2 separate regions of the Homo sapiens genome follow, and region 1 is linked to region 2. A link is a contact called in ENCODE Hi-C or POLR2A ChIA-PET data. All regions are on one chromosome and are shown on one strand. The core of a region is the stretch at or near the end of the contact, and the rest is flanking DNA. Distances in the headings are between cores, read along the strand shown. Region 1 holds the start of ERC2-IT1 (ERC2 intronic transcript 1). Region 2 overlaps ERC2 (ELKS/RAB6-interacting/CAST family member 2).

Region 1 (6,690 bases), core at 2,955-5,454, 72 kb after region 2:
ACATCCCCCAAGGACAGCTTGTACTACATCCTTGTCATGTAGTACAAAGAAGAGTCTGCTTCCAGGAACCCAAACTCAGAAAACTCCTACCTATTTCTGCCCAGCCCTTAGATTATGGATCAAAATTAGAGGAGCCCCAAGATTGTTTCCTGCACTTGGGCTGGTTGTTGGGCCTGCAGAGTGTTTAAAAGAATTGAAATAAGTTGCTATCATAAATAAATCTAGATTCTTGGATTCTATTGAAAAATGGCACAGATATGGCTATACTGAGCTTGCATTCCCTTATGGCATGTGGGGCTGAAGCTGACTTGTGATGCCCCTCTAACCAAGCCTCCCTGGCCCATTTCCCTCATTGACATTTCCAGACTGGACCCTATGGATAGTTGCTGGGTCAGCCAGGCCACCTATAAGGCCAGGTGCCTTCTTTCTCCAAGACTCCCTGCCTTCCTGAGGGTCTGAGTCACTGTATGGAACACTCAGGCCTAGATCATACATAGAAAAGTATGTGGATAGGGATGTGTGTTCATCCCAGGATGCAAAAATATCAGCAAGAAGAGAGCCACTAACAGCTAATGAGTGCAACCACGTCAGGTGCCCTGCTAAACCCTTTGCATTCTTTTCTTTTCCATTTTAGTCTTCTAGCCACTCTGGGAGGCAGATCCTATTATTTTCTTCATGTTTTATCTGAGGAAACTGAGCCTTAAAGAGTTGGAAAACTTATCCACTTAGCTAGTAATGAAGCTGGGACTCCAGTTTAAATTTGTGGTGTTCTTTCTGTCTGCAAAGCTGCTTGGCCCCTCTCATCCAGGGCACAGGTATATCCATGGAATGCACTTTATTTATTTATTTATTTATTTATTTTTCTGAGTTTTGATTTAAAGAATTTTTTTTAGAAGAAAAAGTCTCACTCTGTCACCCAGGCTGAAATGCAGTGGTGCAATCATAGCTCATGCAGCCTTGAACTCCTGGTCTCAAGTGATCTTCCTGCCTCAGCCTTCTGAGTAGCTTGGACTACAGGAGTACACCCCCACTTCCAACTATTTTTTTTGTTTTGTTTTTACTTTTTATTTTTTGTAGAGCTGGGAGTCTCACTATGTTGCCCAGGCTAGTCTTGAACTCCTGGCTCAAGTAATCCTCCCACCTTGGCCTCACAAAGCATTGGGATTAACAAGCATGAGCCACCATTCCTGGTGGAGAATGCACTTTACATGGTAGCTATGCCATCACCCAGGCCTGGCCTTGAGTCCGGGAGGCTCTGAAACCTTCCTTGTCAGGCCACAGAAGAAGTACATCTCCAAAAAGGCAGCCTCCAGAGTAGCCAGCTCCTGTCTCCTTAGCATTACAAAATAGAGACCTTGTGATTATCTTATAAGGAGAACTCTGAAAGATGTATAGACCAAAAGATTCATTAGCTTCTGACCAACTCAGTCTCTTCTTGTAGGAAGTCACAGGGGAAACCAAGTTAGACTCCGAAGGCCAGCTGAATTTACAATGATATGAAACTATCACTGCAGAACCTGGAATGTCCAACTGTGGCAAGCACAGTCCCCTTCCCATAGACACGGCCTCTAGGGAAGAAGAGGCCTAGAAATAATTTTAAAAGAGAGTAGAAGGGGTCACGATGAAGAGAAGAATGGCATCCTCAAAACTAGGGATGTTGGTTGAAGTAGTCATGTAAGGGCATCAGGCTAAGAGGCCCTGGGGAACTATTCCACAGCAGGATGGTGGCTTTGATGGAAAGAGTGACTGCTGGATTCCTGGCCCCACCTTCCCTCTCATCTCCCCCTAGAGATGGCCTGGCCACTGGGAAGCTCCGTGGCTATGACACCCATCTCCTGGATAGTGGTATGAAGGGCATCCCCAAGATCCTCCTCTTTCACTCCCCCGCTTTTGCCTCCATGGTTGGCTGACACCTCTCCTGACATACCCTTTTTCATTTTGTTTTTTTTTTTGCTGTCAATACATTCAGGCAGCTAGATCTAGCCTGGCTGGCTGGAAGCTGTCCTGGCTCTGTAAGGCAACTTGGCAGATCTCTACTCCGATCTATTCCATTTTGCTTTCTTGGGTGTACAGTCTTATTTCCCTTACTTCCAAGTCCTTGAGATGGGAGGAAGTAACCTCTTTTGCCTGCCAGTGTGTAGACGATAACTCACATCCTCTGTCACTATTATTACTATATTAGACATATTTCTTTTTTTCTTTCTTTTTTGAGACAGGGTCTCACTCTGTCGCCTAGGCTGGAATGCAGTGGCATGATCTCAACTCACTGGAATCTCTGCTTCCTGGGCTCAGGTAATTCTCCCACCTCAGCCTCCTAAGTAGCTGGGACTACAAGCACACACCACCATGCCCGGCTAATTTTTGTATTTTTTGAAAATAGAGAGAGGATTTTGCCATGTTTCCCAGGCTGGCCTTCAACTCCTAGGCTCAAGCAATCCTCCCACCTTGGCCTCGCAAAGTGTTGGGATTACAGGTGTAAGCCACCGCACCCACCCCTGGATGTATTTCTTAACTTCTCTGGTCTAGGTTTCTTTCCCTGTAAAGTGTAGATAACAATTTTTAATTAAAGGATGTGCTCAAAGGGTGAAATGAAATAATGTGTGTAAAGTGCTGAGGAGTGTCTGAAATGTCTAATAAATGGAATAATAACAATACTGGCAATGGCTGTGATTGTAGCACACCTCCTGTGCTCCCTGGAGCTCTGAGGTATAGCTCCCACCGTGGATCTTAACAAATGCTTGCTAAATTGACTTGAGCCAGGACTCAATAAGGGATGCAATTTCTATTCATCTGGCCTCAAACTGACTTATGGAAAAAGGCATTTATTAGTTCTTGTAACTAAATCATTCAGGACTAGTCTGGCTTTGGGCACAGGTGAATTCGGGATCTTAAATGATGTCTTCAGGGATCTGTCTCTGCCTCTCTCTCCATCATTCTTGTCTACTTTCCTTTTCCTTCTGACTTCATTTTCAGGTAGGGTTCTCTTCTCACTATGGCCCTGTCGCTCCCGGTACCCCAAATTTCATCACTCCAGCTTCTATTTCCATAGAGTAAACAGTTCTTTTTCCAAGCAATCTTAACTCAAAATTTCAGAACTGAGACTCATTGGTCTAGTTTGATTATGTGCCCATTTCTGAACCAATCACTGTGGCCTAAGGGATAGCTCCCTCTGAGTGACCAAGTCTAGGGAAAGTGAACTCTGATTGGCTGGCTTGAGTCATGTGCCCATATTGACATAGTGCTGGGTGAAGGGTAACTGTCCCAGAACTGCAAAAACTGAAAGGAATTCCCCAGAGAAACTTGGCCCCTGGTATCAAAAGATAGGGAGACAGACACTGGGCAGACCAAAGCAATGGATGGCTGTACACCATTAGCAGGCATTAAATGCATTTTGCACACTTGCTCATGAATATCTCCCTCTCCCTGTTGCAGAGCCACATAATCAGAAGACTGAAGGACCATTGCTGTGCAAGTGAATCTGAGTAGTTCTGACTTGCCAGCCTGTGACAGGGAAATAGCAGCCACAGATGTTTAACTAAGCAAGTACTACCAGGCCCCAGGCCCACAAGCTCTTCCCCAAGCCCAGTCCCAGCTGACAGGCAGGCGTGACAGGACATGTCAAGGCCAAGAGTCAGGACACCTGTCAAGATGTCACAGTGCCTCAGGACACGTGGGTTGGGCAGGTGACAGCTGCAGTGAACCTTCCCGAGGCCCACAGAGCAACCTGCATCTGCCACCTTCAACAGGCAAGGCATCTTTCTTCTCAGAAAACAAGGAAAGCAAGCAAGCATTTGAAACTGTATATCCTTTCCTGTTTCATTAAGGGGTTGGGCTTTGTTTTCCTGAAAGCTTTTGTTCTTCTGTCAGCATATTCAAAACAACCAAAAGGCGTTACCTGCTCTGAAATCCCTGAGATGCCTATCCTCAGAGGTGCTTTTGGCTGTCTTATGCAGCAGAAGGAAGATTTGCTTCCTAGCTGATTCTCCAGTCCTCAGGACATTCACAAATGGCAAATTATAAGCCCGTGTTGCCTCTGCTGACTGCAACTTGGGCCTGTCAGCCCAGAATAATATTTGCATGATGATTTGGCCAAATCAGGCCTGGCTGTCTGTCATCCTGGGCTCCCTTCTCTCCCTCCACCAGACGAACAAACCCCGTGGCCCCTCCTCCTCAGATAGCTCTGGAATCCCGCTGCTTTTCCCCATCCCTGATCTCCCCACCCTTCCTTTCTACCCCCTACCACCTCTCTCAGGTCCCAATAGTCTCTGTGCTCCACTCACTCCCCTCCATCAATTCTTGGCTCTTCCACCAGAGGGGTCCTTCTAAAGCACCCACATCCGTCCATGCCACTGCTCAGCCTTTTCTTTCAATGGTTTCCAAGTCCCCTTATAATTAAGTTCAATCTCTTCAAAAAACTAGCAGAAAGGCTTTCTGACCTCAGTCTCAACCGATAGCCTGTTTGCCTCCTATACTCCAGATGTATTTATGGACATAGGTAGGCTCCCAGATCAGATCTACATCATGACATCCCCTGGGGCTGGGCTATTCTCCTCTGCCGCCTCTGTACCTGGCCAACTCCTACTTATCCGTGAGGCCACAGCTCAAGGGTCACTACTTCTGGCTTCTGAATCTCGGTATGGCGTCTCTCCCATATTTGCTCTAGGCATCTAGTGCCTCCTCCACTACAGCACTTATTATACTATCCTGAAATTGCTTGCTTTTCTGTGCTTCCTTCATTAGCCTGGAGTAATGGAGCCTGGAAGATCTATGAGTATGGAACTCACCTTATTCATTACTGCATCATTAGCTTCTCATGCAAACCCCATCACATTATGGAAGCTCAGTTCATATTTGTTAAATGTCTGAACAATGTGAATGTTCATACTCAGACTTTCCATTGGCTGAATTTGAGGTCACAATTTCTGTACATGCAACTGAGAGCAAATTGGCACATCAACCCGCACCCCCACCTCCAGATAAAATGTAAGCAATAGCATTTGTTCCACCTGATATTCCTTTTGGCTCCTGATCTTTATGTCCAAGTTATAAAAATGTCTCCATCACAACTTCCACCCCTGGAATTGAGTGCCTGGTGCAGGGAAGGGGCACAATCTTTGACACAATCTAGAGCAAGTGAGACCTCCAAGGATTTGAAGAGAAATGTAAGAGTGTGCTCTGAGCTTTGGCTTGCAGAACCTGGGGGGTGGGGCGGGGGTGGCGTGGGAGTCTCCTATTTCCTTGACCATCCAAATTTGATTTTTTTTCTCCTTGCTCAGCACCTAGTGGTGTAGTATTCCAAGGGCATTAAAACAAGGTTAAAGGGCTTTATGTGATGAAAGGCATTCTTAGTTGTGAGTGTTTAGCAGGAGTTTAAATATCAGCAATTTTGTATATGGAAACATATTAGCTTCATATTTAATTGGGGTCGTGGTGCACTGTGAAGTACAGCACTTATGTGCACAGACTTGGGTATGATGTCCCACAGACATGGGTTTGAGTCCCAGCCCTGCCATTAATAAGCCATGTGACACCTGCCCAGGTAGCTAACCTCTGTGAGCCTCAATCAGGTCCCTCACCTATAAAACAGGGATAATAACAATAAAAGCATAAATCCTTGTAGGGCTGTTGTGAAGAACAAGGTAAGAAATGCACATAAAGTACCGTGCACAGCACCTAAAATGAGGTAAGCACCTAGAAAATGCAAGCTGGTCTTCTTCATATTATAACATTGGGCCCTTACCCTGCTCCAGTTGCTAGAAAGTAAAAAATGCACCAGCTTGTCCTGTGGGCCAAGTCTCACACACAGATGTTGGTTCAACTCGTCTGTGCATTAGTTTTCTACTGCTATCCTAACACATTACCACACACTTAGTGACTTTAAAAAATATCTATTTATTATCTCACAGTTCCGTAGGTCAGAATTTTGGCACAACACGGCTCAGTTCATTCTCTGCTGAGTTTCATGAGGCCAAAATCACCAGGTGTCAACAGGGCTGCAATCTTTTTTGCAGCTCTGAGGCTGAATTTACTTTCCAGCTCATTCAGGTCACTGGCAGAATTCAGCTCCGTCTGGTTGTGGGACTTTCCTGGCTGGCAGTTGGCTAAGCATCATTCTCAGCTTCTAGAGGCCACCTGCAATCCCTGGCTCATAGCCCCTTTCCTTTTATCACAGCCTCGTCTCTCCTCTCCTCCCCCTTGGGACCTCTCTGCCTCTTCTGCTGCCTAATCTCTCCCCTTCCCTCTTCCACTGCACCACTCTGACTCTTAGACTTTCTTTCTCGACTTTTAAGGGCTAATGTCATGACATTGGGTCCGTTTACATAATCCAGGATACTCTCTCTATTTTAAGATAAGCTGCAAAGTCCCTTCGTCCAGTACCTGGTTAGTGTTTGAATAAAGCATGGGCATCTTGGAAAGGCATCTTTAGATTCTGCCTATCACATCTTATTTGCTGCATTTTAAAATCTGAAACAAAACACATCTCAACACAGCACAGTCATTACGTGTTTAGTTTGGGCTATTTGTGGAGTTGGCTTAGCTGAGAAGAAAAACGTGAAAAGGTTATTTAAAAAAAAAAAGTGGGCCCACCTCCTTTCCTGGGAGACTAATGCTTTGTTAAATATGGACTTTTCAATCCATTTATCAGGGAAATTCCCTTAGATTTTCCCTTTTTCACTTTCTGTTTAATAA
Region 2 (6,162 bases), core at 2,742-5,241:
CTTCCTTCCTTCCTTCCTTCCTTCCTTCCTAGAAAGGCAAGGATGCACTGGACGGTATCAGCTTCCCTATTAATTTACTGAGTACAAGTCTATGCTAGCAACTATGGTTAGTGCTAGGCTGGTATAAGATGACATGGGCTTGTGGAAGCTGGGGGATCTGCTCAGTATAGGTGATGGAACCAGCCACGTCTGTAATGGGAAAATCCCTCTTCCCAAGTATCCGAGAGCTCACTGAGTTGCTTTTCCCATTGCAGGCTTCAAAGGGCAGCAGAGGGCTTAGAAAGTACCTTTGCCAGCAAGTCCAACCACATGCCAACTTGCTAGCCCCCCTCCCAAAACAGGTACAGGGTTAGGAGTCAAGCTCCCAAGACTTTCTGGGATAGAATTTTGGCTTCTTCACTTATTATGTGATTCTGGTTAAGTCACTCAAGCCTCAGTTTTCTTACACATAAAACGGTAATAAGCTCAGAGTTGATTCATCGTTAAAAGAGCTAACACATGGAAAGTGCTTGTTGAATAGTACCTGGCACAAGGAACACACTCAGTCGATGACCACTGTTACTATTCTTAGCAGTAATGTAGCCTCAGGGACCCCCACAGGGAAGCCTATTGGTGAAGAGCTTAGGCCCTGGAGCCAGATGCCCTGGATTTGAAGCCTGGGCCTGCCCCTTCTTGGGCAAGGTACTTTCCCTTGCAGACTCAGTTTTCCCATCTGCAAAATGGGTTCAATAACAGCTCCTACCTCCTGGAGCTTTAATAAGGACTTAAAGTATTAACAGGCATGCAGTCCTTAGAGCCACGCCTGGTTTACATCAATGTTCATTCAACAATGGCTGCTATGACTACTAGTTGTCCATGCCAGGTGTTCTGGGCTCAGTTCCTTCCTCTACCCTTGCCTCGCCGAGACTCAGAGGAAAGGCAGTTTCCCTGGCAGAATTTCCACTTAGATGAGGTTCTATAATCACACCTCTCCTACCTTCCCACTTACCCTATTTAGTGTGGAGATGGTGAGGCATTGGGGAACTCTGCTTGGAGAGGCCAGAGACTCCTCCCTTTCTCACCTGCATATGCCACGTAAACCCTCATGGGTGGAAGCAGCCATAACCCACATCTCCCTGCTGAGGCTGCCTTGTTTCAGGAGCACACCAAATACGGTGGGGAGAGAAAGATGTGTGTGGGCAAGGATAACATAAGACAGAGAGTGGCACCTCCCGAACTGAGAAGATTGACAGGGGAGCACCACCAGCAAATTGCAATCCACCATGTAGTACTTGGGCATTCCCGCCCCAAGAAGGAAGATATCCAAGCGCATGGCTTGTCTCAAGCTAAGCAGAGGCCCTGATTTTATCTCAGAGTCAATGGACAACGAGAACCAGACCTGCCTGCAAAATACCCGGGGAGTTACAAATCCAAATACGGTCTTGTCTTTGCTGTTTCGGGAGCCTGATGTATGTCAATCCATTTGGTGGGGAGAAGCTCAGGAGGAAGCGAGGCTCTTTCGGGCAGGCTGCTGCTTCCGCTGTGGTCCCTAAGATTCAGTGATTAGCATTCCTCGGTTTACCGTAAAATTCAAACAGTGCCATCCATTCGGTCCAGATTCTCTGGCCTGATCTAAGACAAATAGCACCCGGTTTGGCCTCCACAGCTGTTTGTGCTGTCAACTAGGCAGCACTTTGCAAGATGGGTTAACAGATTTAGGACTAAATCTCTAAAGGGGCCTCCATCTGGTCTCCTGTTTCTCCTGTTTTAGGGCTCAGGGTTTTTATACCAGTAATTGCCCTTGGACATCAAGTGGCCCATTAAATGGCTAGATTTACCACCGCTGAACTGGAGCTTCATTCAAACAAATGTTCCCCCCAATAAGCAACCTGTCAGTTGTGACCTCAAGTGGCTGCTGGTTCCATAATAATCCAACTAACAGTCCAGTTAATCAGTTATAGAAAAATCTCCCAACATCCCCTCTCTTCCCCTCTCTATAACTGTTGGGGTTCTAGATGTTTAAAATAAAGTCTTTTGCATAGGGTGTGGCTCAAAAACAAGCAAGATTTCTATTTGAATTACCCCTGTTAGAGAGAGCTCTTTGGGGGGACCCTGGAAGATAACAAAATCATGTAATTGTTATTCCCAGTCATCCAGGCCAAGGGTAAGGCTACCGAAGGGGCTCCGTGGGTTTGAGGATTTTTTGACCCCAGTCCTTCCTTTGCAGCCATGTGAACTACCTTTTTGATTATTAAGAACACAGAGTGACCTAGAAAAAGCTGCAGGTTTCATGGAAATGAAAGATCCACAAACAAACACAGCTGGTTTCGGCTTTGATGCTGATAAACAAAGCGAGGCAGAGCAGAACCGCAGAACGAAAATCAAAAAACCAGACTGAAATAAAGTAAAGAAAATCCTTTCTTCCCTTAGCCTGCAGCCACAGGAGGGAAGGCTCCAGGAAGCTCTGGAAAGGGCAGCGTTTGAGAGCAGGGCTTCCTGGAGAAGAGCCTGGGAGCCCCGGGGGCTTCCTCCTGGTTCACACAGAGGCCCCCATAGGCCTGACTTGGAGGCACACTGGTGCACCTGAGGTGACTGGCGGGGTGGGGAGGGAGTGGGGACTGCAGAGGGTTGGGGAAAGGACCACGGAGAAACCAAGAGGGGGTTGTATTTTCCCAAAGAGAGGTGGCCCTCGGACTGTGAGTCTTTGCCTTCACTTTCAATGCCAACTTCAAACCACCTTAGGCCAGCACAAAGGCAGATCCCAGCCATGATGCTTAGAAAATCCTATTCATAACTCCCATATTACTTTGGGAAAATAGTTTAGTGTAACTTTATATTAGTCTATTTGACTATGATAGCAGAAATGCCACTATGACTGAAAGCATCTTACCGGATATTTCCCCATTCTAAATTCACAAACATAAGAACGCAATCTAAACTAGTCATCGAGTTGGTGACCTATTTAGCCATTATTAATTTCTTTTGATAAGAACATTTAAAATAACTGTCATTTCCAACTGTTCTTTTAAAGAAGAATCATATTTTTAAAACTAGCCTTTTAACTTAAAAATCTAATGATCCAAACATTTTCACATTTGTGACATAACACAAAGCTCCTTAACCCCCTCTCCTCTTACCGTAGGAAAGAAAATGCAAATGCCTTGAAAGGAGTATTTATATCATCTTATTATTCTTTCTCTGCATGAGGCAATTTAATTTCATTTATTAAAAATTTTTATTCTGAAATATTTCAAATATGGAGAACAAAATTGAAAACAAAATTTAAAACACTTATGTAGCCACCATCCAGTAAAATCAATCTCAACATTTTGCCATATTTTCCTCAAAATTTTTTTCTATGAACAAAAAAGAAATATAATTGAAATCTTCCTCCCACTCATCCCTGTTTTCATTCTATTCCCTCCCCTAGTCCTGAAGTAAACACTAAACTGAAGTTAGGGAACATACATTTAATGCTGTTGTACTCTATGTATTCATTCACTAATAAATGTAGTACAAATTTGCAAGTTTTAAAATTTTAAACAAATGTTATCATACTGCATGTATCATTATATAACTTGCCCCTTCCCCTTCCTCTCCTTCCTTCCTTTTTCTTTTCTTTCTTTCTTTCTTTCGTTTTGCTCTTGTTGCCCAGGCTGAAGTGCAATGGCACGATCTCGGCTCACTGCAACCTCTGCCTCTCAGGTTCAAGCGATTCTCCTGCCTCAGCCTCCCGAGTACCTGAGATTACAAGCACACATCACCATGCTTGGCTAATTTTGTATTTTTAGTGTCACTGCACCCAGCCTGCTTCTTTCATCCAACATTATGTTTTTGCAATTTATCTATGTTAATGTAGGTGCATTAATGCAGAGTGCATTTTCATGCTGTGAAATATCCTATTGCATAAACATACCAGAACGTCTATCAATGAATATTTGTATTGTATCCTTTTTTGTTTTGCAATTACAAAGCTTTAATAACCCTAATGGCACATATCTTCTTGTGCCTCACCCAAGCATTTCCCTAGGGTATACACTTAAAGGTCATATTGCTATGTCATAGTGAATGTTTAATTTAAACTTGCCTACTTACTGCAGAATTACTCTCCAAAGTGGTTGTGAAATCCACACCAGTAGAGTGAGGGCAATGCACTTTCTGTGCCGTGTAGAGTATTTTCTGCCTTGCCTGCTGAGCTGGTGATAATACTATTCAGCGGTTTTTGTGTGCCAAACCTTGGACTAAGCTATTCACATGTACTATCCCACTTAATCCTAGTAATGACCTTTTAAACCAGGCCTTATCAAACCCATTTCACAGCCAGGGGTAAGAGGCTTGGAGAAGGGAAGCCACTTACACAGGGTCAACCTGACAGCCAGTGGTGGGATGGTAATGGTAACCAGCTGTGGCAGAGCTCTTAAAAAATAAATATCATTGCCTATTGCCTTCCAAACGCAAAACAGCCTTTTTCATTGACCAGACACATGAGTTGAAGCCATAAGTAAAATAAAGTTATCCAAGTGCCTAAAAATTGGGTATACATCCCTAGGCTGAACCCAGAGCCTGCCTCCTTCCTCCCAACTTGTGGCTAGTGCAAACATCAGGGTCGTTTCCTGGTTGGATTTCCCCAAGAAACCAGCTGAAGGCTCCCAGCTGGGTGGCATCAAGGGCAGGCATGCTGGCTTTCAGAGCCCAGAAGTAATGATGTTCACAGTCCCCAACCCCTCCTTCCAGCCCCAACCCCTCCTTCCAACCAGGGCCTCCCCACTGTCAATCAGGGTGATGTGGAGTGCATCAGTTACACGAGCCATTTGGAGCATTTTTCCAAGAGAAGGAACAACATCATAAAGCGTCGGCAACTGAATCAGAACAAAGGGATCCTAAAGACAACTTTCCACTTAGGCCCCGGTAAGCCGAAGGAATGTTAAAAAGACACACGAACCTTAGAAGTGAAAGCAGAGAGTGAGAGGGAAATCCCCCTCGGCCTGATGAATCAATTCCAGAAAAACCCTCTCACCTGTGCCCCATCCATCAGCACCACAGTCAGAAGATGGGAAACATTGGCTCTCACTCTTAGCACCTCTGTGTTAGTTACCTAACCTCTGAGTGTGATCGAAGAAAACTGATCCCGAGACAGAGACCAGAAAACCCTGACTCAGGATTACAGCACATCACAAAAGTGGGGCTCCCCCTTCCTTCCCACAAAGGGATCCAGAGATGCTGATAAGATGGCGCTTGACTGGATCTGGGCTCCAATGCTTCAGTTTTTAGTTTGAGTTCAAGTTCACACCAGCTACAGCAATCCTGCACACTGGCTACACCAGCCTGCCTCGAGTGTGTGGGAACACTCGAGGAAGGCCGATAATCATGGCTTGGGGCATTTCGGAGGACCATTTTGGGGGTAACCATATTCCAATACAGAGGGAGGGTAGGGCAAGCATTAAACACAGGCTTTGGAGTCAGCCGGACCTGAGTTTGAATTCACTTATTAGCTGTGTAACGTGGGCAAGTGACTAACTTGAGACTCAGTTTCCTTGGCTATAGAGGAGGTAAGGCTGGATGCAGTGGCTCACACCTGTCATCCTAGCGCTTTGGGAGGCCAAGGCAGGAGGATTGCTTGAGCCAGGAGTTTGAGACCAGCCTGGGCAACACAGTGAAACCCAGTCACTACCAAAAAAAAAAAAAAAAAAAGAGAGAGAGAGAAGGAGGTAAAATCATCAACTTCAGCTGGCTATTCTAAGGATTTTAAAAACCATGTGCTTAGAGCACTCAGCCCAGTGGTTGGTGCGCAAACGAGCAGCTTACTGTGATGGTGACTCTGTGAGAATTGGAAAAAGGCACCCTTCTTCAAGACACGTGACGGTCATTTGGCAGAAATAATTCCGCACATCTACCATGACTACACGGGGAATGTTGCCTGCTGGAGCTGTGCAGTGGACAACTTGCATAACCATGAGTACTGGCCTTGCACATAGTAAATACTCAATAAATGGTAACTGATATTCTATTAGTAAGGATAAAAACCACCACCACCTGAGGCCTCCATGAGGAGTCCTTGGGGTGGCACTGGATTCCTGAAGGAGCTTATACGTGAATTCCCAGCCTCCAGGAAAAGCAGAACTCGTGGACAGAGGCATGGGAGGGGCAGTGAGGGGAGGGCAGGAAGAGTTGTCAGGCAAAAGT

What was found. A loop is a pair of places that touch in the nucleus more often than their neighbours do. ChIA-PET counts read pairs that join two places held with the same protein, here RNA polymerase II (POLR2A). Pooled maps may share reads with other maps.
Region 1: a pooled map shows a loop between it and region 2 (2.4-fold over the local background). The contact joins the promoter of ERC2-IT1 here to the enhancer-like site in region 2. A Hi-C loop is called at or near these places in 2 of 168 maps with a recorded cell type or tissue (Right ventricle myocardium inferior and endothelial cell of hepatic sinusoid) and 2 of 50 pooled maps. POLR2A ChIA-PET finds 5 or more read pairs at or near these places in 4 of 52 experiments (A549, H1, HEK293 and 1 more).

What each region holds. Positions count from the first base shown.
Region 1 is chr3:55,655,265-55,661,954 of GRCh38, forward strand. It overlaps ERC2-IT1 (ERC2 intronic transcript 1), which reads right to left and starts at 4,205. Exons shown (of 1, transcript NR_024615.1): 1 at 1,942-4,205. The region is part of intron 17 of ERC2 (ELKS/RAB6-interacting/CAST family member 2); the gene reads right to left. RefSeq lists enhancers at 3,360-3,559, 3,600-3,719.
Region 2 is chr3:55,583,565-55,589,726 of GRCh38, forward strand. All of the region lies in intron 17 of ERC2 (ELKS/RAB6-interacting/CAST family member 2), which reads right to left. Among named protein-coding and RNA genes, the nearest start is that of ERC2-AS1, 21 kb to the right of the region's middle. Within about 2 kb of position 3,992, at least 2 of the 41 ENCODE cell types and tissues checked have a DNase peak (open chromatin) inside an H3K27ac peak, as active enhancers do.